5 separate regions of the Mus musculus genome follow, and regions 1, 3, 4 and 5 are each linked to region 2. Evidence: chromatin loops called from intact Hi-C (ENCODE). Cell type or tissue: left cerebral cortex. All regions are shown on one strand.

What was found. Hi-C counts contacts between places; a loop is a spot of excess contacts. Peaks named below come from ENCODE experiments on the same cell type or tissue, not always from the same donor. Only the 100,000 strongest peaks of a DNase experiment are listed, where the experiment ranks them.
Region 1: it touches region 2 in a loop (4-fold over the local background); 33 of 42 quality-filtered maps call a loop at or near these places.
Region 3: a loop joins it to region 2, with 5 times the contacts of the local background. A loop is called at or near these places in 8 of 42 quality-filtered maps.
Region 4: it touches region 2 in a loop (4-fold over the local background); 24 of 42 quality-filtered maps call a loop at or near these places.
Region 5: it touches region 2 in a loop (6-fold over the local background); 5 of 42 quality-filtered maps call a loop at or near these places.

What each region holds. Positions count from the first base shown.
Region 1 is chr4:122,900,105-122,905,104 of GRCm38, forward strand. No RefSeq gene overlaps it. Among named protein-coding and RNA genes, the nearest start is that of Cap1, 17 kb to the left of the region's middle. In left cerebral cortex, a CTCF peak has its summit at 2,207; no DNase peak of the experiment used is centred here.
Region 2 is chr4:123,081,115-123,086,114 of GRCm38, forward strand. Gm12923 (a long non-coding RNA gene) reads right to left here. Exons shown (of 4, transcript XR_868093.2): 3 at 1,239-1,801; 4 at 1-265. Gm46868 (a long non-coding RNA gene) reads left to right here. Exons shown (of 3, transcript XR_003955102.1): 1 at 1-1,559; 2 at 2,285-2,466. Among named protein-coding and RNA genes, the nearest start is that of Gm46868, 2.7 kb to the left of the region's middle. In left cerebral cortex, a CTCF peak has its summit at 1,963 (motif pointing left); a DNase peak (open chromatin) is centred at 1,958.
Region 3 is chr4:122,942,290-122,947,289 of GRCm38, forward strand. Mfsd2a (major facilitator superfamily domain containing 2A) reads right to left here. Exons shown (of 14, transcript NM_029662.2): 14 at 4,561-5,000. The coding sequence ends at 4,952. Among named protein-coding and RNA genes, the nearest start is that of Mfsd2a, 16 kb to the right of the region's middle. In left cerebral cortex, a CTCF peak has its summit at 2,283 (motif pointing right); a DNase peak (open chromatin) is centred at 2,320.
Region 4 is chr4:122,908,033-122,913,032 of GRCm38, forward strand. No RefSeq gene overlaps it. Among named protein-coding and RNA genes, the nearest start is that of Cap1, 24 kb to the left of the region's middle. In left cerebral cortex, CTCF peaks have their summits at 2,711 (motif pointing right) and 4,769 (motif pointing right); DNase peaks (open chromatin) are centred at 1,747 and 2,796; H3K4me3 peaks cover 661 bases; H3K27ac peaks cover 1,099 bases.
Region 5 is chr4:121,238,713-121,243,712 of GRCm38, forward strand. Gm30102 (a long non-coding RNA gene) reads left to right here. Exons shown (of 4, transcript XR_868091.1): 4 at 1-501. It overlaps Gm40239 (a long non-coding RNA gene), which reads right to left and starts at 2,796. Exons shown (of 2, transcript XR_868089.1): 1 at 2,725-2,796. In left cerebral cortex, a CTCF peak has its summit at 2,834 (motif pointing right); a DNase peak (open chromatin) is centred at 2,816.

The DNA of each region.
Region 1 (5,000 bases), 180 kb before region 2:
GCATCCAGAGCGCTGGGATTAAAGGTGTACACCACCACCACCTGGCTCACTCTGTTAAATAAAACTGGCTAGTTCTCTTCTGCGTGGTGGGAGGCTGTAAGGGCACAGAGTACTCCCATTTCTCTTGGCCCTTACCACTTCCCTTAGAGGAGCCAGAGGTGTAATCTCAGACAGTTGGAGCCTAACCCTGAAGATCAGTGATTCTGTTTCTCCGATAGTCCAGAAATGCTCAGGAAACAATACACCACACACTACTGAGCACTGTGGAAACAAAGCTCAGTCCAAATGGGCAGAGTCTGCCACAGAGCTAGCAAAGATCAGGACAGACGCAAAACAGGCCACAAGGGGTGACTAGACTCTAAGTGTTGTCAATCCGAAGTTCAGACGATCAAGAAAAGACAACTGACAGAACTCTCTTCATGGAGCTAATCCCTGGGGAAACCTTACTAACCGGGAGGCTTGAAAGGTGGGTGTGAGGTAGCAGGTGACTGGGTCAGAAAAGAGCTGCACAGAGCAGAAAAACAGCACCAAGGACAGAAAGTGACAGGATGCCGAAAGCACAGTCAAGAATGCATGAAGAGATCAGAGTGGCCGAGCACAGGAATAATGGGAAATGACAGGAAACGGCGAGGGAGCAGGAGCTGGACCTTGGTGGTGCAGGCCTTTAATCCCACCTGCAGGTGAGGCTGAGGCAGGAGGATTGCAAGTTGAAGGTTTGCCTTGGTTAAAGAGTGGGTTCAAGGTCAGCCTGAGCAGCTCTGTGAAAACTTCTCTTAAAAATTCAAAAAAGTAGTGCTGGAGAGATGGCTCAGTAGTTAAGAGCACTGACGTCTCTCCCAAAGGTCCTGAGTTCAATTCCCATCAACCACATGGTGGCTCATAACCACCTGTAGTGGGATCTGACCTGCTGTGTCTGAGGAGAGCGACAGTGTACTCATATACATAAAATAAATTAATAAATCTTTTCTTTAAAAAGATAGACTGAAGTCAAAGGACTAGAAGAACCCAGATAGTACAAAGTCTCACGTGCTAGATTAAAGATTTTGGACTATCTTGCAAGGAAGACCATTAATCTATCATGATGTGTCTTTATTTTTTCAAATACAACATTTGTATAGAACCCTGGTATATAACAGGTACTAAAATGGGGCTATTTTCATGAAATGGCAAATGAACAGATGTTAATATCTTGGGCTTTCTTGTTTTCCCTTTCTCTCCCCCACTTTCCTGCCTCTCCTTAGTCCTGAAGTGGGTTTAGCTCCTGGCTCTTTCATTCTCCTGTCTAAAGCCATATCATGGCAAAGGGGGAAATAAACACAAGGAGACCAGAAAAGGAAGCTGATGCAGAAGTCAGGGGCAAGGGATGGCGATGGCTTGGCCTGTGGTATAATAGTAGGAACCAGAAGAAATGAAGAGATTTGCTGATGAGTAGAGTGAGCGGGAGCTGTGAGCGTGGGTGTGAGGAGGCTGTGTAATGGCGTATCACTACTTTTCTTGCTTACACAGCTAGACGGATATTTTCTTAGGCAGACTGCGCCCCCTGAACGGGGAGTAAGTGATGACCTTCGTGAATGTTCCATTGAGGTGATGTGAGGTTTCCTGAATGTGTGAGTAAGGACTGGACCTCAGAAGACATCTGGTCAGCAGACATGGATTTAGGAGTTCTGGGCATGAAAGAGTGAGATGAGGAAAGGATCGTCCTGAACTAGTCAGCAGGGAGTTAGAAGAGAAGACAGAAAGAGAAGATTCAGAAGGAGTGACTAGAGAGAGAGAGAGAGAGAGAGAGAGAGAGAGAGAGACCAGAAAAGTTCCGTTTCCCCAGAACGTTTCTACCCCCAAAATGCCCCGGGGGTGAAAGCAGGATGGGAAGGTGCTGGAGAGATGGCTCAATAGTTAAGAGCCCTGACTGCTCTTGCAGAGAGAATCCAGGTGCAGTTTTCAGCACCTACTTCTCAGCTCGCAACTGTCTGTAACTTCAGTTCCAGAGGAACCAACATCCTCTGCAGGCTCTTCCATGCACCTGGTGCCTTACAACTATGCACAAGCACGTAATCCTTTTCAGAATATATTGCTAAGGGAAGAAACTTTTTTTGTTTGTTTTGTTTTGTTTTGTTTTGTTTTGTTTTGTTTTGTTTTGTTTTTTAAAGGTATGGGAGGAGAGCTGCCATGCGCCATGCAGGGAAAGCTGCAGCAGGCAAGTGCGCTCCCTGGAGGAGGCCTGCCAGTTTGCACTCACTCTGGAAAGGCGTGGCCCCAGAGATTTTTGACCCGGGATTGCTTCTTGCTAATGATGCGGTTTCTCAGGTTTGCCACTGTCATACTCCTCGTTTATTTGGCTTGGTGTGAGTGGACACACAGAGACCCTCACTGCCTACAGCCTTGGTGTGATTACTTCCTGGTTAATAGCCCACTCTGTTGGGCAAGTCTCCAGCAGATCAACATGAAGATGAAAGTTCTTGAGATAATGCTGTTTAGATGAATTAATCCTTTTATGGAATTCCTGATCTGTTTTTAAATAGTTTTAGGAAGTTAGCTTGCTTTAAATAATTTTGGGAAGTCTGGGTAGTTAGTTGAGAAAAACTTTAAAATTAGAATCAAGAATAGAACATGCCGGGCTGGAGAGATGGCTCAGCGGTTAAGAGCACTGACTGCTCTTCCCAAAGTCCTGAGTTCAAGTCCCAGCAACCACATAGTGGCTCACAACCATCTGTAATGAGATCTGACTCCCTCTTCTGGAGTGTCTGAAGACAGCTACAGTGTACTTACATATAAGAGGTTTCAGTATGCACGATGAAATAGAAAGGTTTTGAATAAAGAATAAACAATTCTGTTACAAGCATAAGAACAGAGAATATTAACCATCTGCCAGTCTCGCTGATCAAGACATCAAAAATAAGACATAAGACAGACAACCTGTTCCTTAATAAATCCAAATTGTCTTCGGTCAGGTATGAGAGAAACTTGCTACTATAGACTTGGCTTGCTTAAACTTTATTAATCTATGACAAGAAAATTGCTGCTTTGGGATTATGATGAGCTTGTGGAAAGAAAGGATTGGCGAAAATTGTTTAGTTAGATGTAAGTCTCAAAAAAAATGATATTCCTGTCATAATTTCCTCTTATGTAATGATTTTAATCTGTTTTTGAAGAATATGTATTTGTGGTCATTGTTTAGTTTGTGGCTACGAGGTAACTTTCTTTCTAAATAGAAAAACTTTGTGTTAGGGATATAAAAAGGGTTAAGAGAAAAAAAAATAAAAGGCTAGAACCTGATACTGCTTCTGTGTGTGCGTGTGCGTGTGCGTGTGCGTGTGCGTGTGTGTGTGTGTGTGTGTGTGTGTTTGATCCCCCCTTTCTCTAATAGCTGGCTGCCACCAGCAGCAGCCCCCATCAGCTGCTGTTAGCACTGACCCCAGTCAGCTGCCATCAGCACTGACCGTGATCACCGCTGTCACACTTCACTGCCTGCCTTGGTTTACCCTGTGGTGTCAAAGCTGGCCTTTGACAGAGAGCTAGAGAGATGGGCTCAACTGTTAAGGACACTTAACAATTGATGCTCTTTCAGAGGACCCAAGTTCAGTTCCCAGTACCATGGTCACCCACAGTTCACAAGTGCCTGTCACTTCGGCTTCAGGAGATCCAATGTCCTCTTCTGGCCTCCATGGGCACCTGTACACAACTACACATGCACACGCAAATAAACAAAGAATTCATCGTAGGGGGAAAAGCCACTGTAAGTTTGTGTTGCATGCCACAGGATGATCATGTGAGAAGGAAAATGGGGAAGTGTAGCTTACCTTAGCTGCTTAGAGTCACTCACTGTGGCTTTGACTCCAATATCTAGGCCCCTGGTTGTCCCTCTGAGTCATCCCTTCTCTTCCAAAAGAAAATTAAGTTTACTATGTCTAGGCTGCTCAATCTACTTCCTGCTTCTAGGGGGCAGAGGGGCAAAGGCCTCTTTTCATCTAATTTGCTTATGTCCTAGTTGGCTCTAGATGTAGAAGACTGTGCCAGAGTAATTCTCATTAAAGTTTGGTTATTAAATACCACTTCCCCCACCCCCACCAACAGGTGCATATGTTTGAATTTTTGGTGCTTGGTCCCCAGATGGTGGCGCGGTTTTGAAAGGGTAAGAATTGTGTACATGGGGCCTTCCTTGCTGGCAGATACAGAGATATATGTGTAGATTTTAATGGCTATAGACTGGCTCCATATAACCTGTGCTGTCTCGATTTGCCAAAAACGTGACAACCTGAACTACACACTCTGATGCCACAGACTGAAGCTGCTCTTGGGACCATGAGTGCCACCACACCATGTCCATCATGATGCACTGAGTTATCTACCCCCTGAACAGTGAATCTGAAATGGTAGTAATTAATGACGATGGTTGTGTAGCCTTACAAAAAAATTTTTTATTATTTTATTTATACAAAAAGGTTATTTTATTTTATTATATACTTGGAAAGGTGACTTTTATAGTGTGGGAATTATATGTCAAATAAAGAACACCAAAAATTATAACAAAGTGATTTATGCCACTACCAAATTTAGTTTCTACATAGAGCAGTTCATGACAATCTGCAACTCTACCTTCAGAGAATATAACACTCTCTCAGACACTTGCACAACACACACACACACACACACACACAACTTTTTTTAAAAACTACAAGCTATTGAAACCCTGTTTTGGATTTCCAACTCTTAAAATATATAAAATGGCAAGGTGGCTCAGCAGGTAAAGGTGCTTGCCACCAAGGCTGACAACCTGAGTTCAATGCCCAGAACCCACGAAGTAGAAGAACCTGATGCCACAAATTGTCCTATGACTGTCACATAGGTGCTGCGGTATTCATGTGCCCATATGCATACATATTCACACATATAAATAAATAAATAAATAAATAAATAAATAAATAAATAAATAAATAATGTAAAATAAAATATCTATCATGCACTTGACATATTAGGATTATATATTAAACTATGAATAATTC
Region 2 (5,000 bases):
GACCTCAGGGCAGGCTAGGTCAGGTCCTTACCCGGCCTAGGGAGGCTGTCAATCGTCCTTGAGGTCATACCCAGCCTGGGGTGCTTCCCTGACTGCCCAAGGTAGGTATCTGGGTACTTAAGAGGCAATGTTACCACAGATCCAGAGGACTCTGGGGGTTCTGAGCTTCCCATTTCTGTCCCCTCCTCCAGGGTATCCAGGCTTCATAGTGTCACCGACCTCGTGACAAGTCGTTGTCCGAAGTGCAGACTAGACAGATCTGGGTCTATGATGAAAAACACAAATTCAGGTTCAACAAAAAGCGGGCGTTTGGGAGAGGAAACCTGGACCAAGGGGGCGTGGTTGATTGTAAAGTCAGCATGGGTTCTGAGGCTGGGATAGCTAGCTTAGTTGTGGTCCAGCACCTGGAGGTCCACAAAGGGGAGACAGAGCCACTTGTGTAGGACCAGATTCTGCCTCCCCTTTAGCAAGGGCTCAAGGCCTGTGTCTAGACAACAGACCATCTCAATGGGGCTCTTTTATTCAGATAGGGCTGGTCCCAGCCCAGGCTAGGCTGGCATCAAGCCTCACTTCAGTCCAGGCATAGGGGCTGCTGAGGCCATAGTGGCAGCTACCTACAGGGACTCAGGAGGAGCAAGTACTTCCTCTAGGTGGGTGCAGCCCACTCCAGGACCCTCAGCTGTGCCAAGGAGGGCAAGGGGCGGAGCTGAACCTCAAGGCCCATTCAATCCTCATCTTTGGGACTTTGTTGCAGATCTATCTTGCACTGCCTCGTACAGGGTCAGTGTCTATAAAGGATGCTAAAACATGAATGTGGGCTCCTGCCCTCTGACCCTGATATTCCCAAAGCAGGACAAAAGGAGGCCAATGCAGAAGTGACCTCTGACCTTACCAGCTCAGATCAACTTCACTCAGAGAGATTTAGGAGTGCTAAGCCTCTCCCACCCCATGCTAATACCAATGGGCAGGAGCCTTTTCCCCAGCAGAGCCAGCTAAGCCTGCAGTAGGCTCTGACTGAGAGGTAATCCTAAGGCTCCCCCCAAGGCAGGATACGTTCTGGAGCATGCCTTGACCAGTCTTGTGGGACTTTTGTATGGAAGATAAACAAATCCTGATCAGGCAGGAGTGCCACAAGCCATACTCCCAGGAATGCCCTTCGGGGTCACTGCTCTGGGCCCTATCTGGGGATTCTGGTAGCCTTTTCCTGGCCTGCCTTAGTTTCTGCTTGTTCTACTCACCCGTCATTTACATCAGAAGGTCCAGCTGTGGCACTCATCAGGGCCATCATAGGGCCAGGCACAGAGGCCAGTCTGCACAGACGCCCAGCGAGGTGTGTAGCCCAGGGCTGCCCATCCCCAGCTTCAGCGATGCAGTTGTGAACGACGTGACAGACACCTGCCTGAGTGACGGCACTGTGTGGCACTTCTGATGATAGCAGCAGCACTGTAGCAGCCACATCCTGTGAGGTCCATGCCTGGTGCTTCAGTCCTCGTCATTGTGACTCAGAACGGGCCCTGTCCCGGGTTCTCAGAAACTTGATTATAATGAGCCTCACTCAGGTAATGGCCGCTCTGCCCTTTCTGTCTGCTGGGCAGTGTGGACTGTGGAGCGCCTCCATGTCTGTGGAGATACAGGATGGGCTCAGAATCCTTGAGCCCTGTGACTTCTCGCCTTCCTTGAGATGCTGAGCTCAGGCAGGGGACGAAGCTGCTGCCCGTGTGAGGGCGCTGGCCCCATTTCTGCCTGTGATTGGTCCGGTAGCCTGGGCCAGTGACTGTTCCTCTCTGGGCCTCAGTTTATCCTGTGGCAAAATGAAAAAAAAAAAAAAAAAAAAAAAAAAAAAAAAAAACAGTAGGTCAAACCATTTGATCGGCAAACCCTCTTGCCACAAAGAAAGGCTCAGGGAAGTTCAAGAACACCTAGGCCTGTCTGAATTTCTGGCCTCTTTCTGCCCCCTGGCGGCCACAAGTAGACTAGCACCCAGGGGAGAGGGCAGCCGAACACTTGACTGTTGGGGCTTGGGGACTCAGTGTGATCTCTAAGGCTGCCTCCCCTCTGTTAAACGATAATATTTGTTTTTGTTTTTGTTTTTGTTTTTTGCTTTTCGAGACAGGGTTTCTCTGTGTAGCTCTACCTGTCCTGGAACTCACTCTGTAGACAGGCTGGCCTCGAACTCAGAAATCCACCTGCCTCTGCCTCCCAAGTGCTGGGATTAAAGGCGTGCGCCACCACCGCCCGGCTGATAATTTTATTTTTGTTTTAAACTTTTTATTGGAAACGATAGTTCTAAGACTACCAACGTCATCAGAATGTGCTGAGGAGTAAATTTTAGAGAACCTGTGAAGCATGCTGAATCATAACTTGGAAAGCACCCATGGTCCCCGTTATCAGCACCTCTGCTTCTCCTTGATCCCCAGACCGGAGAACTCCTCTTGATGGCTCTCCTCGTGCAACCTTTCTGCTAAGGTCAGCATTTATGTTCTTTCCTCTGAGTTTCACCACCTTCTCCCCAGCCCCACCCCTACCCCTACGCCTCTAGCACCTACCTCCAGTTCCACAACCTACTTCCCAACATTTCAATTCCCCTATTTCAAGACGCCTAAGGCCACTCCCCTCCATCCTGCCCTCCGGGCTCTGACTTCCACATCTGCCTTTCTGAACCTTGAATTCGTGTGTGTGTGTGTGTGTGTGTGTGTGTGTGTGTGTGTGTGTGTGTGTATGAATGTGTGAGAGAGAGTGTGTGTGTGTGAATATGTGTGTAAATATGTTGTGTGAATGAGTATGTATGTGTGTGAGTATGTATGTATGTGTGTGAATGTATGTGTGGGTATGTGTGTGTGAATATGTGTATGAGTTGTGTGTATGTGTGTGTGAGTGTGTGTATGTATGTGTGAATATGTGTGAGTATGTGAATATGTGTCTGTATGTGTGTGTGAATATGTGTATGTGTAAATATGTGTGTGTGTGTATGTATATGTAAATATGTGTGTGAGTGTATGTGTGTGTATATGTATGTGAATATGTATGTGTGTGTGTGTGTGTTGGTAGTAACGCATGCTTATCTGGGAGACGTTGGAAGCAAGAGGTCAAGGGCAATAGGGGCAATGGTGTTGCTGGTGTCAGATCTGTGTGTGTCTGGCTTTTCCCCAGTGCCACCAGCCTTAGTCTACTGTCGCAGCCCTGGGATTACAAGCACACACCACAACACATCTTGCTTGACCTTATTTTAAGATTTTACATTTTATTTATATATTTATTTAGGCTTCTGAGACAGGGTTTCTCTAAATAGCCTTGGCTTGTAGAGGGCACAGGGTCTTACAGGGAGCATGAGAGAACGCAGGTGAAACGATGCCTGTTCCCCAGGAAGGTGAGAGTGTGTGCTTCGTAACCAGGTGATCTCTGCTGTTCTGTGGTGCCAGCCCTCACTGAATCCCCGACCTTACCTGAGCACTGCTTCTCAGTCAATAGAACCTATGCTTATGAGAAAGTTCCCCTGCACTTTGCTTATTACAAACCTTCCTCCTTAGACCCTTATCTTAAACACTGTTTCTCAGGCAATAGAACCCATGCTTGTGGAAGAGGTAATAGGTACTTTACAAAAGAGATGTACTTTGCAAAGGAATTTCAATGTAGCCGTGTCTTAAGCTTTTGTTGTGAGAAAAACACGTGAGAAAAAAATTGTCAGTTTTACTGTGTTTGAATATCTAAAAAATAAGTCCCTCAAGGTCAGACTCGAGAAGTTTCAACCAGCCTGGCTAGGCCATGCTGAACAGAGTTTCTTTGCAGGGACCTGCACCTTGACTGTCCTGGAACTCACTATGTAGATCACGGTGGCCTTGAACTCATAGAGATCCTCCTGCCTCTGCCTCCCAAGTTGATCGTCATGCCAGGTGATTATACAGTTCTTTCCTTTTGCTAACGTGACGTATTGTGGGTTTTTTAAAACTCGGTTTCTATGTATTGTTGCATGTGAACACGTATGTGACAGAGCTTGCACGTGGAGGTCAGAGGACAGCCTTGTGGAGTCTTACCTCTTTCTCTACATTTTGCTTGTTTGTTCTGTTTTTCAAGACAGGGTTTCTCTGTATAGCCCTGGCTGTCCTGGAACTTGTTCTGTAGACCAGGCTGGCCTCGAACTCAGAGACCCACTAGCCTCTGCTTCCTGGGATGAAAGGTGGGCGCCACTACAGCCCAGTGCCTCCTCTTCCACCTTTAAGTGGGCTCTGGAGATTAAGCTCCAGTCCTTAAGCCTGTAAGGCAAATGTACTGCCTTACCAGCCAAGCTTAGTTGTGTGTTGGTTTTGGTTTTGGTTTTGGTTTTGGTTTTGGTTTTGGTTTTGGTTTTGGTTTTGGTTTTGGTTTTGGTTTTGGTTTTGGTTTTGGTTTTGGTTTTGGTTTTGGTTTTGGTTTTGAGATGTGGGGGAGAACATGTCTTACTCTGTTGTTTCAGCTTCTTGAGTGCTGGGTTCACAGGAGTGAGCCATTACTCACAGATAATTTACTGTGTTTGTTGATTTGCTTTTGTTGAATCCGTGTGTATGTGGTATTGGATTTTATTTGAGAAAATGTGTTAATCAGAGATATTGTTTTATAGTTGATGTTGTCATCATTTTTTTTTTTTTTGGTTTTCTGTTTTGTTTTTAAAATTTATTTGACCAGCAGTGATGGCACATGCCTTTAATTCTAGCACTGGCAGAGGCAGGGGCAGGGGCAGGGGCAGGGGCAGAGGCAGAGGCAGGTGGATCTCTGTGAGTTCAAGGCCAACCTGGTCTACAGAGCAAGTTCCCAGACAGCCAAAGCTATATAGAGAAACCCTGTTTTGAAAAACCAAAATCAACCAACCAAACCAAAAAACATCTATTTTCGTGTATGTGTGTGTCACACATGTAGAGTTCAGAGGTCAACCTGCTGCTGTGTGTCCTCTCCACTGTGTAGCTCCAGGGATTGAACTCAGCTTGTCAGCTTTGGCAGTAACACCATTACCATCTGAGCCATCTCCC
Region 3 (5,000 bases), 140 kb before region 2:
AGTGCAGTAGAAGCCTTAGGGGTGAGAGAGATTAAAACATTCTTATATCATCCCCTCATAGCAGTTGGTGTGGTTCTTCTAAGTCCTTAATCTGCCATATGACTCACCTGCTTAAAATGAATGGTTCTGTGCTCTTCTTCGAATAGGATGGGCGCCAATCCTCCTCCATCTTCATCCTCAGCCTCATCTTTCGGCTCCTACTCCATCTTGGTGTTCCAATTACACCCGGCTCATTCTGGCTCCTTCCAGCTTCTTCCGGCTCATTCCTTCATGCGATGTCTCTGCCCTCTGAGCTTCAACACATTGTTCTCCCCTCTTCTCTTCACTTTTCTTCTACCTAATCTCATTCTGTCACTTCCATAGCTCCTTCCTCTTCCTGGTAACACTCATGGCATACATGTCCACTCAATATCAGTTTTTCCAAGCATAGGAAAAGCCCACAAAGGCCGGGGGGATTGAGCTGCAGTCCCTCGTCATAGAACAGGGCCCGGCAAAAGGAGGCTCATACAACACTGAATCCAATAAACAGCATGTCAGCCCTTGTAGTCCTGGGGCGCAAACAGCTTTTATCATGTTTTCATCTGATTTGATGATTTTGTACCACCCTTACTTAGGAAGTTCTTCTTGATGATTTGGGATATATGTTACATACCCACAGCCATCCATGTATCCTCTCCCCTCAAGGTTTCTTCTTGATGATTTGGGATATATGTTACATATCCACAGCCATCCATGTGTCCTCTCCCCTCAAGGTTTCTTCCTCTTTTTTTCTTTTCTTTCTTTCTTTTTTTTGGGGGGTGTGGAAGGGATGGGGGGTGGTGTCAGAGTTTCTCTACATAACCTAGCTGCCTTGGGCTCACCATATAGATCAGGCTGGCTTCAAACTCAGCATCCTGGAAGCCAGTACATGCAGGGCAACCTTGCCTAGCAAAGTTTGCTCATTTATAATGCAATAGTCAGAGCCCAACAGACTTCATTTTCAAACGTAAATTGTTCTCCAGACTTAAATGTTTTCGATGGTATTTTGATTGCTCTCGAAATTAAATTCAAAGTCTCAAGAATCTGGGGGTTCTGGGCCCTTGACACCCTCTAGCTTAGGCTACCCCTCTTCTGGTTCCCTCCACACTGAAGCATTGGGTTTTCTGTCCTTCAAATACATCAGGCTTTTTGTAAAAACAGGGCCTGCAGTAGCTGTTTCTTGTCCCCACACTATGTCACTCCAAGATCTTTGACCATCTGGTCATTTCTCCTTCCTGAGTTAAATGTGAGCGAATGTCTTTAGGACATTCTATACTGATCTCCCTCCATCAAATCACTCCATTTTTTTATGTGCTTATCACAATCTAAAATTCTTTTTTTTTCTTTTTTTCTTTTTTGTTTTAAGATATTTGTTGACACAAGGTCCCCTGACTGACCTTGAACTAGTTGTGTTGACCAGCCTGGCCTTAAGCTCACAGATCTACCTGCCACTGCCCCCTGAATGCTGAGATTAAAGGTGTGCACCACCACACCCAGCTGAAGATGTATTTTTATTAACCCGTGTGTGTGTGTGTGTGTGTGTGTGTGTGTGTGTGTGTATGACTATGAGTGAATGCCACATGTGTGCATGCAGGCACCTGAAGGGTCCACAAGATGGAAGTAACTGTGGGGATGGGAACAAACTTGTGTCCTCTGGAAGAGCAGCAAGTGCTCTTAACTGCTGAGCCATCTCTCTAGGCCTCAAACATAGTTTGGTTTTTTTTAATTTTATACTTAATTGCTTTATTTGTTTGCTAATGTGTATTGTGAAGGACACATACTACGGCCACATGTGGAAGTCAGAGGACACCTTGTGGCCATTAGGTCTCTCAGCCCATCGAGTGGGTCTTGCTTACAAGACCTCAGGCTTGTAAGCAAGAGTCTTTACCCAATGAGCCATCTTGCAGGCCTTACATTCTGAGATTTTTGTTTGTTTTTGTTTTTGTTTTTTTGAGACAAGGTTTCTCTGTGTAGTCATGGCTGTCCTGAAAATCATTCTGTATATAAGGTTGGCCTCAAACTCAGAGATCTGCCTGCCTCTGCCTCCAAAGTGCTGAGATTAAAGGCAGGCACCAAAGCTGCCCGGCACATTTTGAAATTCTTTTTCTTACATCCTATCTATTCACCGTGGGTCTCCACCAAAATCTCAAGCTCTGTGTTGTCCACCAATGTCCTTAGAGCCTAGCAGGTGCATGGCATATGATAGAATCATTGTAACTATGGAATAATTTTTTTTTAACAATGTGGGTGTCTTGTCCTTACTCCCAGTAGGTGGCGCTAAAAGCACACCTGGTCCTCTGCTGTGGTGGGCGTTGAGGGGAGATCTGTACTTAGTTGAGGACCAGGGCCAGGTCCTGTCAAACCAGGTGGCTGCAGTATTGCCAGATCTGGATCCAGATGGGTGGAAGTAGCATTTCTTCCAACAGATAGGGAAGTGTGATGGAGGGAAAGGAAATGCTAAGCCACAGGCTATATGTAAGAGACCAGGATAAGCGGGGCAAGGCTCTGGAACTAGCTTAAGGAGCAGAGGGGCCAGAGCTACCTCCCAGACACTTGCTCGGACAAAGACCTTCTGGGTGAGCACTTGCAGGTAGCGCTGAAGCAAGAGATCAAGAGGTGGGCTAAAGAAAATGCTGTACCTGGATCTCAAGCCTGGAAGGTTGTAGGGCCATAGAGACCCCCGAGAGCATTTGCATGAAGACCCAGGTGTGAAATAATTGTAACCATAGAAAACGAGCAAACTTGCAAGTCTAATTTTTGTGGGTTTTGTTTTTGCGGTGCTGGGGATTAAACGCAGTGCCTCATATGTGGTAGGCAAGCGCTCCACCATTTAACTACATGCACAGCCATAATAACTACACTGCTACTACTAACAACAACAACAACAACAACTATTATTGTTATGACTTTAAAGATACGCCTTAGACTAGGGGTGTGGTTCAGTGGCAAATCATTTGCTTAGCTGAAACAAAGTTCCGGGTTTGATCCCTATGGCTGCCAAAGGAAGAAAACAAAAATGGAAAATAAAGACAAGTCTTGGTGGCTACCACTTAGAACTGAAGGACCATAAAACAGGAGTGGACCTCTATAAACATTATCAAAATCCCTGAGTACTCTAGATGCAGGAGCCAGCCTAGACTGCGGCTCCTGTCTTGTCAGGCGACCTCTGACTGAAGATGGCAGTTATAAAGGCCATGGAACTGGCCTGGTAGGATCTAACTATTCATCATTAAAGTAGTGATTAGAGGGTCTGGGCCTATAGCCAAACAGCTTAGACTTACATCAACCCATCCACTTACTAATGACCTTTGTCTAGTCATTTAACTTCCCCATGCCTTGATTTCCTTATCTGTAGAGCCGGAATAATAACAGTACCTTCCTTGTAGGGAGCTCAGGACGAAATGAGTTAGTATTTATGAATACATGTAACAGTGCCCGTTAGAAACACTTCGTGAAAATTACCAAAAGAAGTTTATCCATAACAATCAGGCCCAAATTCAAGGGCAAAGTAATCCCAAATAGTCCCAGCCCTTCTCTTGGGCTCTTGTTTTTCTGTACACAAACCTAGATAGTTGGACTAGTCACTCCTGGTCCTTCCTGCTTTCCTTCCCTGTGGTTTTGGAGCCTGACTTGGGTGTGTGCAATGCAGTGGTTTGGTAGGGTGACCCTTCTGAACTTCTAAGAGCCAACTATAAAGTTCTCAGGGTGTGTAAGATGATATAAGCAAGAGTGACTTGAATTGGCCACAGTGGAAACATTTACACTGCGGTAATGGGACAAGTACTTTAACTGGGCTTTCTCCCACCAGAGATGGGACTCGCCACTACCTGACACCCACCCCTAGACAGAAACAGTCTCTGCCTTCAACATTAATGACAACAGTTGTGGAAAGAGAATGACGGGGCTCCAGGGACACTACAGACCCCCAACCAGCACACCCAGCCCCACTGACTCAGGTATACATGCAGTGACTGGCAGAACCACTGTGGCTCTCGCTGTTTTCTTAGCCTTTCTCACTCACAGAGCCATGGAGAGCAGTGGTTAAAGTGCTAACATCTCACAGGGATGATGGAGTTTCACATACATCATTCTTCGCCATGTAACTTTAGACACATCCTCTGTAGCTTGGGTTTTCTTTTCCTTTTCTTTTTTCTTTTTTTAGTTTTCAGAGACAGGGTTTCTCTGTGTAGCCCTGGCTGTCCTGGAGCTCACTCTGTAGACCAGGCTGGCCGTGAACTTAGAAATCTGCCTGCCTCTACCTTCTAAGGACTGGGATTAAAGGCAGCTGCTAGCCTGGGTTTGCATTTTTTTATCTTTAAGACAGGGCCAGTCCTGCCATGACACAGGGGTTCTACAGGTTCAATAAGAACATCATGAAATGTGTGCCACGCCAGCAAAAGGCACTTGGTACAGAGTAGATGTTAGCCAAGGCTAACACTGTCCCACTCACTGGCACCTGTGGCTTTGTGTGCCCACTGACTATCTGGGTCTTATCACAAAGTGCTCCATGGATGGCTAAGAACACAAATAGAAGCAGGCAGCTTTGTGTTTCCAGTTTTTATGAAAATTAATAACATTAATACCTCATAGACACATACATACACACATCACTATATACATAGTCATTAAGTTATTAATTAGTCTCTGTATAAAACGTTTCTACATTAGTGTTCCGAGCTAGGCCCAGTCAGTCCTTGGCATATTCACAGTAGCAGCCCTAAGGCTTGGCCCAGTGGGCAGGCAGTGAGGAGGTGACAGAGCGGTCAGCCTTGCAGTGAGCACAGATGTCCTGGTCCGCTCACCCTCCACTCCTTGGTCCCTGTCTTGACATAGGAAGAACAGCTGCTCAGTGCAAGGGCAAAGAGATCCCGTGCTTAATGCTACCTGGTGCCCCAGGTCCTTTGTGTGGTGGCTTCAGGCACCCTGGCAAGTCCTAGAGAATACTGGCCAGCTCTGTGGAGTCTGTATCCGAGCAACCTGAG
Region 4 (5,000 bases), 170 kb before region 2:
TCAGGCAGCTCTCACCATGTGTAACACCAGCTCCAGAGGATCCGATGCCCCCTTCTGGCCTCCATAGGCACCGACACACATACATACATAGACATACACAGATGCATAAGTAAAAGTAAATTTAAAAAAAAAAAACAACTCTTTAAAAATAATAAAATGAATCTTTAAAAAAAAATTAGTCTGGGGCAGGAGAGATGGCTCAGGGGTTAAGAGCACTGATTGCTCTTCCAGAAGTCCTGAGTTCAATTCCCAGCAACCACATGGTGGCTCACAACCATCTGTAATGGCATCTGATTCTCTCTTCTGGTGTGTCTGAAGAGAGCAATGGTGTATTCATGTACATAAAATAAATAATAAATCTAAAAATATTCATCTGAATTGATAGTTTCCTTTTTTTAAGAAATCAGTCTGACCAATGTGGTGGTATATTCCTTTAATCCCAACACAAGGAGGCAGAGGTGAGTTTGAGGCCAGCCTGGTCTACATATGGAGTTCTAGTCCAACCAGGGCTACATAACAAGACCTTGTCTCAAAAACAAAACAACAACAACAAGCTCCCAAAACAAAACAGCAGCAGCAACAACAACAACAACAAAAAATCAATCTGTGCTTGATTAGGTTTTAACTGTTTATGTAGAAGCTCAGTTGTATGCTTGAGAAAAAAATCCAAGGGTCAGAGGAGGCACCAAAGAACAAATTCATCAAAAGGACTGACTTGAAAAGGCAAGGAGAGAGAGAGCCACAGGGACCATACTACACAGCAGGAAGACACTGTTCACATCGCAGTCCACACAAACCACAGTTCCTAGAGGTTTGTATACTGCATGCTATTGCTATTACGGTGTCTGTGTGTATGAAGTATGTTGGTGCCACTGTGCATGTGTGGAGACCAGAGGACAAGTTTCTGGAATCCACCACTGGTTAAGTCCAGGGATCAAACTCAGGCCCCTCTGGCTTCCAGAGCAAACGCTTTTACTTGAGCCCTCTTGCCTGCCTGTAGCACCCATCTTATAAAGCCACACCTTAGGGAGTAGTTCTGAGTTCAATGTGTCAGAAACTCCTGGCATCTTCCCAGAAAGCTTTCCTAACTTTGCACACTGTGGAGGCATGCTGGGGAGAAAATTGCCAATGAAGGTGTATTGAAAAATCTTGATCATTGCAATTTCACTCACTTCTGCCCCCTCCTCTTTGCTTTGGTATTCTCCCCGCTGAGCTAATGTCAAAGGAGTTCCCTGGCTACCAGTAACAGGAACCAGCTCTGACAAATTTAAGAAGGGGCATAAAGCTGATCGTGGTGGCTCATGCCCTCTAATCCCTTCATACTTGGGCTAGCTAGCAAGATCTTATGTCAAAATTTAAAATATTTATTGAAAGAAAAAACGTGAAAGATTCATAGACTCGGTACAATCCGGAAAAACTTGCAACCAGAGCAGTCGAGTGTTATATTAAAATATACAGGGTCGTGCTGGTTCCAGATATGCAGATTACAGACAAATCTCTTAATACCGCTACCTACCCTGGCGTTAATCAGCTCCGCGTGGTTTTTGCCCTTTCGTCTCCCACTATTTTTTTTTCCCAAGAGGAAGCACTCCCAATCGGCTTTGTTGTGATGGGATGTCATCCTCTGACAAGAGGGGCTTTGAACCGTGACTGACAGCCCCACGGAGACAGTGTGCAGTGTGGGAAGGGCCTTCTCCAAAAGAAAGAGATAGAACGCTGATAGAGGAAAACAACAGATGTCCTCCGCATTCCAACTGCGGGTTGCCAAGCAACATCTTCCCACGTTTTAAAATACCATATACAAGTTTTAAAATGCTTCTGTCTAACATAATATGATTATTTCAAAGGCAAACAAAAGACACACTCAGCTCCTTCCAAAAAGACACAACCCGTGTCCAGCAATGGCATCCATCCCCAACCCCCACACACCCTGGGTCCCGTCATGATCCTCCTCCATCCCCGATCCCCACACACCCTGGGTTCCATCATGATCCTCCTCCTTAGAAATCTGTGGACAGACAACAAATTTAACCAACACACACACACACACACACACACACTATACACAACACACATAATTCTAAGATGAGAGAGGGATAATTACCTTTTTGGGGAGTGGTAGGGGACCTCGAGACAGGGTTTCTCTGTGTGGCCCTGACTGTTTTGGAGCTCGCTCCATAAACCAGGCTGGCCTCAAACTCAGAGATACACCTGCCTCTGTCTCCCAAGTGCTGGGATTAATGATGTCCACCACCGAGCTAACTGCCTTGTAAATATATATATATATAACTTTATGCATAGTATTATATGTAACTTACACTTCTACAAAAAAAAATGATACATAAAAGAAACGGTATGCTCCCCACTTACAGTCAGTCTTACCCCTAATATGTGTAGGTTTCATATGGTTGGTTGGTTGGTTGTTTAGTTCGGAGTTTGGATTTGTTTTCTTTTGTTTTGACCTGGGAAGGATGGGGGGGGGGTCTTTTTGGTGGAGGTAGGGGCTGGCCTGGAACTTTGTATGTAGACCAGACTGGCCTTGAACTCACAGAGATCCTCCTGATTCTGTCTCCAGATTACTGGAATTAAACACGTGTGCCACCACACCTGACTTTATTTTCGTTTTATGTTTTTGTTTGCTTGTTTGTTTTGTTGAAATTATACGATACCAGCGAAGGGGAATTGTTATCATATGTGCAGTGCTTATACAGGCCAGAAGAGGGCAGCAGATCCCTTGGAGCTGGAGTTACAAGTGGTTGCAAAGCTCCCTTCTCCCCCTCGTGTGGGTGCTAGGAACCTTACTTAGATCCTCTGGAAGAGCAACAAGCACTCTTGGCTATTGGGGTATCTCTCTAACCCCTCACCCTGGCATAATTCGGTCCTCCCATCCCCAGTCCATGCCATCTGGCCATTGGCTGGCCAGCACCTTATTTGGTTTAGTGTTTTGCCAGGTGGGCTGTGGAACTCAGCCATCAAAGTAGCTCGTAACGATTCCCACCCGCCTGATATCCACACCCTTGTGTAGTGTCCTCCCACCTGAAGTATACGCCAGAATATTTCCAGATGTTGGAATAGCATTGCTATCTGTTCTCTCATACTTACCACCCTGGATTTCAGTGCCGCACTCGCTCCGGACCCTGGAGATTTCGCTGTGTTATGAATCAATTCTGTACCTCTTGGCTTTTTAACCCATTGTGGCTAAGCATTCAGAACAATGACGTTTTCAGGTTATCTAATCTGCAGGGTCACTGACGTTGGAAGACTGTGTGTTCACTTTCCTATCTTCCGAGTAGAATGAAAACTCTGTACGATCAGGGAAGACACTCTCACAACTGTGCTCGGGTGACCTGGGACCCAGAGGCATTCATTTCATGGTTAGTGAGTGAATAAGAGAAACCAAGGACAGAAGAAGTGATGTGACTGTCATGTGCTGTCTTTTGCTGGAAAAAGGTAGTGGGCACTTTTTGTTTTGTTTTGCTTACACAGGAGATCATTACATTAATTAGTTTATTTTAATTTGAATAATGGAAAGGCACATAGAAGACTGCTGTCTGCCGGACACGATTCTCTTTCAGAGCTGCAGACACTTGATCCTTGAGACAAATATCATTGTTTAACCCACAAATAAAGAAATCTTGAGTTTACTTCTATTGATTGCTTTGTTTTGTTTGTTTTCTTAAGTCTGAGAAAGCTTCCAGGGGAAGTGGAATTTGGCTAGGCTGACTTAGTTTTGGTACTGACAGGACATAGATATCTACTTATTAGCGGAAAAGGAACAAAATTTACCTGCCCACATGTTCTTTGCATTGGTAATTATAGAGTCCACCCCTTGACTGAGTTGAAAATTTGAATTGTTTAGACTCACACCCCATACACTGGGGCATTTGAGCTGGTCAGTTTTATAATCAAAAGAAATTCCTGGGGCTGGAGAGATGGCTCAGCGGGTAAGAGTGCTCGCTGATCTTGCAAAGTCTGGGAGTTCAGTTCCCAGCACCCATGTCAGATCTCTGTAACTAAGGGAATCTGATGCTTCTGACCTCCACAGTTACCTGCAGACTTATGCACATACACACCCACACACAGACATCCATGCACACACCCACACATACACTTACAAACCCACATATAGACACACACGCACATACTCACATGTAGACACACAAGCACACATAACTGAAAAAGTCTTTTTAAGAAGAAAAGAAAAAGAGATTTTCTTTTAAAGCTGTAAGCAACGGCACAGCCTATAACCCTAACACTAAGAAGGCAGTGGCAGGATGATAGTAATTTGGAGGCCCAGGAAGTGAGGGCTCTTATTTTTTAAAAGATTTATTTGGGGTGCTGGCAAGATGACTCAGTGGGGAAGAGCATTTGCTGGTCTTGCAGAGAATCGGGGTTCAGTTCCCAGCACTCACATGGTAGCTCCAATTCCAAGAGACCTATTGCCCAGGTATGGAAAATGTAAACAAAGTAGACTGTCTTTTCTACCAGAGGGCTAAATAAAACAAAACTTCATTTAAAAATATCAGAGTGGACACTTGGCAAAACTTCCAATTTCTCCAGGGGCAGCAGGTTTGGAGATCCAAATCTGTGCTCGTGGTTGCACACTGGTCTCAAAGGTTTTGTGTTGCTTGTCAGCTTTACCATTTTGAGTTCGCCTCCCATGTAAGTGGCTGAGTTCTCACCCCCTGGGCCTTAGTGAGGAATAAAAAAGATTTACTTCTGTTTATGAGTGTTTGCCAGCATGTTTGCTCTCCATGTGCCTGGCTGATGCCCATAGTGGCCAGAAGAGGGCAGCAGATCCCGTGGAAGTAGTTATAGGTGGTTGTGAGCTGCGATATGGGTACTGGGAACTGGACAGGGATTCTCTACAACAGCATCAAGTACTCTTTCTTAGCAGCTGAGACGTCTCTAGACACACACACATACACACACACACACACACACACACCTCCACTCTTGATAAAACAAATAAGCTCAGTGGTAGAGTGCTTGCTAAGAAT
Region 5 (5,000 bases), 1.8 Mb before region 2:
GTAATCACTTATTTAACAAGAGTTTCAAATATTGTAGTTAAGCAGACAAAGGTTGGGACAGAAATCAACAGAAAAGAGTACATGTGCCAGCAGACTTCCTTGCTAGTCATAAGCAGGAAATGCAACAGAAAGCACGTTTGTCAACGGCACAGGTGTATTTACTGTCCACGTGTGCTGGACCGGCCAACTGCTATGATCTATGTGTAGCTCTTGGGATTGGTACAGTATCTGCAGAGTGCATAATTTAAACACAAAGCTTCTTGACTTCATTTAGACTGCTCTGTAGCAGGCAAAGCCCTTGAAATAAGACTTCCTTCTACGTTGGGTTCTAAGTTTCAGTCCTGGCATCTGATTTTTATCAGTTTTGTATAGACTTTATGTTTCATATTTTAATCTCAAATCTAGCATTGTATAAAGTTTGGACAATTTATCCTGAAGCTTTGTATCTGGCTGTACCTGTATAAACTGCTACAGATAAAAATAAAGCACGCACAACCTGTATCTATCATGTAGATGCATGGAAAGATGAGCTTTGCACACAATGGGTTTGGAGGTGACTGAGAACAATGAAAATAACTACATTAGCCATGGTTGTAAAGGGTTTTGGTGTTGTTATTTATTTTAAAAACCATTTTGTGAAAGTTTTCTGAAACGTGGTAGTGAAAAGCAGTTGGTATTAAAAGAGAAAGAAAGAAAGAAAGGAAGAAAGAAGGAAAAGAAAGGAAAGAATGAAACCAAGCAAGCAAGCAAGCAAGCAAGCAAGCAAGAGCTGGGCAGTGGTGGTGGTGGTGGTGGTGCACATTTTACATTCCAGCATTCAGGAGGCAGAGGTGGGCGGGGGTTGGGAGGTGTCTCTGAGTTCAGGGTCAGCTTAGCCTACAAAGTGAATTCAAGGACAGCTAGGGCTATTATACAGAAAAACCCTGTCTCAAAAAACTAAAACAAACAACCAAACCACCCCCCCAAGCCCCCCCCCCCCCAAGACAATCCCTCGCAAAGAAAAAAAATTTAAGGATACATTTTAAAATTATTTTTTCCTTGTATGGTTGTGTGTCTGCATGTGTGTATGCCACATGCAAAAGCCATAGGATGGCGTCAGTGCCTCTGGAGCTGAAATCATAGGTAATTGTGAGCTACCTGGTGTGAGAATTTGGAAGCAAACTCAGGTTCTAGAAAAGCATCATGCGTGCTTAAATTTATTTAAAGAAGGACCAGTAAGCTAGTTCAGTGGGTCAAGATGTTTGCCACCAAGCCCCATAATCTGCGTCAATCCCTGTGATCCACGAGGTAGGAGAGTACTGACTTCCATATTTGGGCCTCTGACCTTGGAGTGTGTAGCAATACTCTATGGCAAATGTGCTACACAATACATTTTAAAAATAGAAATGACATGTGTATAAGGCAGAGATGTTAATTAGCCTTCTCCATTTGTTCCTACAGACCAAAGTGAACAATCAAGGGCTTTCAGCAAAAGTTTCTTTCAAGTCTCTAAGAAGTTGCCTAGGCAACCATTATCATCATAATCCACAAGATAAAGGCACTCACTATCTACAAAGCTAACGGGAGAATTTCAATGTGTTCCCCAGCGGAGTAGCCTCCAAAATTAGTAATTTTTAAGTTAACAAAGAGTAGATGGAGCCATAGGAATTATTTAGGTTTTCCACTTGATAATAAATACAGTAAGAAAATATGCTGAAAAATAAACATTTCCATTCAGGAAGAGCTAATTGTTGGATTCTGTAAGATCCAATAATGGCAGGGCAGTGGAGGTGCACACCTTTTATCCCAGACCTTGAGAAGCAGAGGCCAAAGACTCTCTGAGTTCCAGATTAGCCTGGTCTACAGGGTGAGTGTCAGGATAGCCAGGGTTACACAGAGAAACCCTGTCTCACTGCTCCCCCAAAGGATACAATAATGGCCTGATCTTGTTAAAACTCTGGAGGAGTCATAAACAATATCTACCTCCTCTTTCTATGGTGCCAATGACCACTTGAGGTAAGTGAATGAAAAAATAGATCAGTAAAAAGGACAGGACACGACTGCTCCTAGGTATGGCGGGGGAGAAGCTTTGTTGTGGATAAAAGGGAGAGCGCAGTCAGAGGCTGGGACATCTGGGAGAGTCCATAGTGGACTTGACCCTGAGCCATGTGAGGAGAGGGGAAAGGAGAGAGGGTGGAGGGGAGAGGGCAAACAGGTGCTACAGCCTGAAGGCCTAAAAGACTGGGGTAACCAACATGAACGGATTATATGAGGAAGAGCAACCCAATCTCTTGGGCTGAAGAGTTCAAGGGCGGGGTAGGGAGTGTCGGGGAGGGGGGAAAGAAGAGGAGGGGGTTTGCCAGCCAGGAAGGCCCAGTAAGAGGTATGGACTGAGAAGTGAAGGGAGAAACAGGCAGCCAGACTCTGCTTTGATACGTTCGTTAAGTAGGTATCTCAGCCATTTGTACCAGAATTGAAGCCTAGCAGTAAGGCTCCACCAACGTCCAGCCTGGGGAACCAATGAACTTGTTTAAAAGGCTTATTTATAGAGCCTGGGAGACATTAAAGCAGCCGCACTGGAATGTCTGCATTCAACATGGATGATGACTCCCCCAGGGCCGTGTAAATGGAGACCCTTCCCTATTTCTACCCTGCCTAAGTGCTACAGCCCCTCCCTAATCCCTCAACCACGTACACAATTCAGATTTGCATTTAACTGGTTGGGAGGGGTGACGAAATACTCACTTGAGGGCTGAGTTTCTCTCCCCACTCCTTCCTTCTTTGAGGGAATGTCAGCTGTTAACAAGTCCAGCTGTGATGATCTTTTGGGAGCAGTTCCTCCCAAACTCCTGAAGATGGCAGCAGTGCACTGAAGAAAAACGCTTAAGTGCTCATGAATCCAATGTAGGATATGTTTAATAATTATGCTATGCCTGCTAGCTAGCCATAATAAGGAATGTAATAGAACCTCTAAAAACAGGAAAATATTTGTGAGATGCTATGGAAGACTTTAATGGCTGTTGGGTGAGAGAATAAAAAACAGCAGGACCTTTGCTTTCTGCACTCGGGTCTCCTCCAATGATTATCAGATACTCAGATCCAGGACTGAGCCAGGCTCTGCAAACCTGGACTATTCAGATGGCTATAGGTAGTGACACTTCATTGGAGAAATCACAGACAAAGGACTTTAAGAATCAGGCTCCATATGAACCTTGGGGATGTTCACTAAAGGAAAGTTTTGATTGTGTCTTTGTAGTTGCAAAAGGCCAAAAAGCCATCTCTATGTGGATAGAATCTGGAATGTATTATATAAAAGGTAGTTGTGTTGTTTGCCAGAAGGAAATTTAAAGACACTCTGTTCCTGTGATGTTTCTTCTGTACTGGGAAATGGATTCCAGGCCTTGCATTTGTTAAGCAAGCACTATGCCACTTGGCTATACCAATAGCTCCTCCTTCATTTTATATTTGAGAAAGGTGTTATTGCATAGCCCTGGCTGGCCCGGAACTCACTGTGTAGACTAGACTGGCTTCAAATTCAGAGCTCTATCTGCATCTACCTCCCCTCAAGTGATAGGATTGAAGGCAAGTGTCACTACACACAGCTTCCTAGCTCCCTTTTTGAATACTTTAAATTTGGGGATAAGGATTGAAGCAAGTCACCCAAGCTTGCCTTGACCCTGCTACTTCAGGGTCCTGCATAGGGGGTTACACGTGTTTACCACCATGCCTTAGAGTCAGTCTTTTGAAATGTTTCTAAGAAAAGAGACCTCAAATCAAGTATTGTGGCTTATGTCAGTAAACCCAGCATTCAGGTGAGTGAGGCTGGAAGATTACCACAAGTTCCAGCTTAGCAAGGGTTACGTAGTAAGACCTTCTCTCAAAAAACAAAAGTTACAAAAAGTGCCTCCTTAAACCCTTTTGCTTGTTTGTTTTTTGAGACAGGATTTCTCTATGTACGACTGTCGTGGCACTCTGTAGACCAGACTGGCATCGAAATCCCAAAGATCCTCCTGCCTCTGCCTCTGTGCTGGGACTAAAGGCATGAGCCACCACCACCGCTGCCACTGGCTAACCTTCAAGTCACTAAGATGAAGATGAAAATCAGTCAGTGGATGGCTTAATACTGGCCTCATCCAACACACACTTAGATCTTGCCAATAACTCATCCTCCAGAATGCAATTTGGATATTTAATTGTTTTAAATTCTAAGAGTGTAGTTCAAAGCAATAAAAATAGGCAAGTGACACTCTACCATTGACATACACTTTCAGTCCCTGTCCATTTCTGAAAATTTCTCTCTCTAAAGCTGCACTGACTAGACATTTCTTTTTTTTTTTTGCTATGATGGAAATGTTTTTTCTCATTGCTATTTTGTTATTACTATTATTTTACGTATTCACTTTACATCCCACTCACTGCCCCCTGTCATCCCCTCCCACAGTCTTTCTGCCTATATTCCCTCCTCTTCTCCTCTGAGCAGGTGGGGACCCCTGGGTACGGGGTATCCCCCTACCCTGGCACATCAAGTCTCTATGAGGCTAGGCACATCCTCTTCTACTGAGGCCAGACAAGCCAGCCCAGCTAGAAGAACATATCCCACAGACAGGCCACAGGTTTTGGGTAGCCCCCTCTCCCCTGCATGAAGACCAAGCTGCACATCTGCTACATATTCGAGGGGAGGTTTGAGTTCAGCTGTGCATGCTCTTTGGTTGGCGGTTCAGTCTCTGAGAGCCCTAGGGGTCCAGGTTAGTTGACTTTGTTGATCTTCCATGTGCTTTTGATCTTAGCCATTCTGACCAGTGTAAATGGAATCTCAGAGTTGTTTTGATTTGCATTTCCCTGCTGACTGAGGACTTGGAAAGTTTCTGAAAGTGCTTTTCGACCATTTGAGATTCCTTTGCTGAAAATTCTCTGTTTAGCTCTGTGCCCCCCCCCCCCACTTTTTTCTTTTTGGGTTATTTGGGTTATTGGTGTTTACCTTCTTGAGTTTATTTATTTATTTATTTTGATAAAATTTGGAT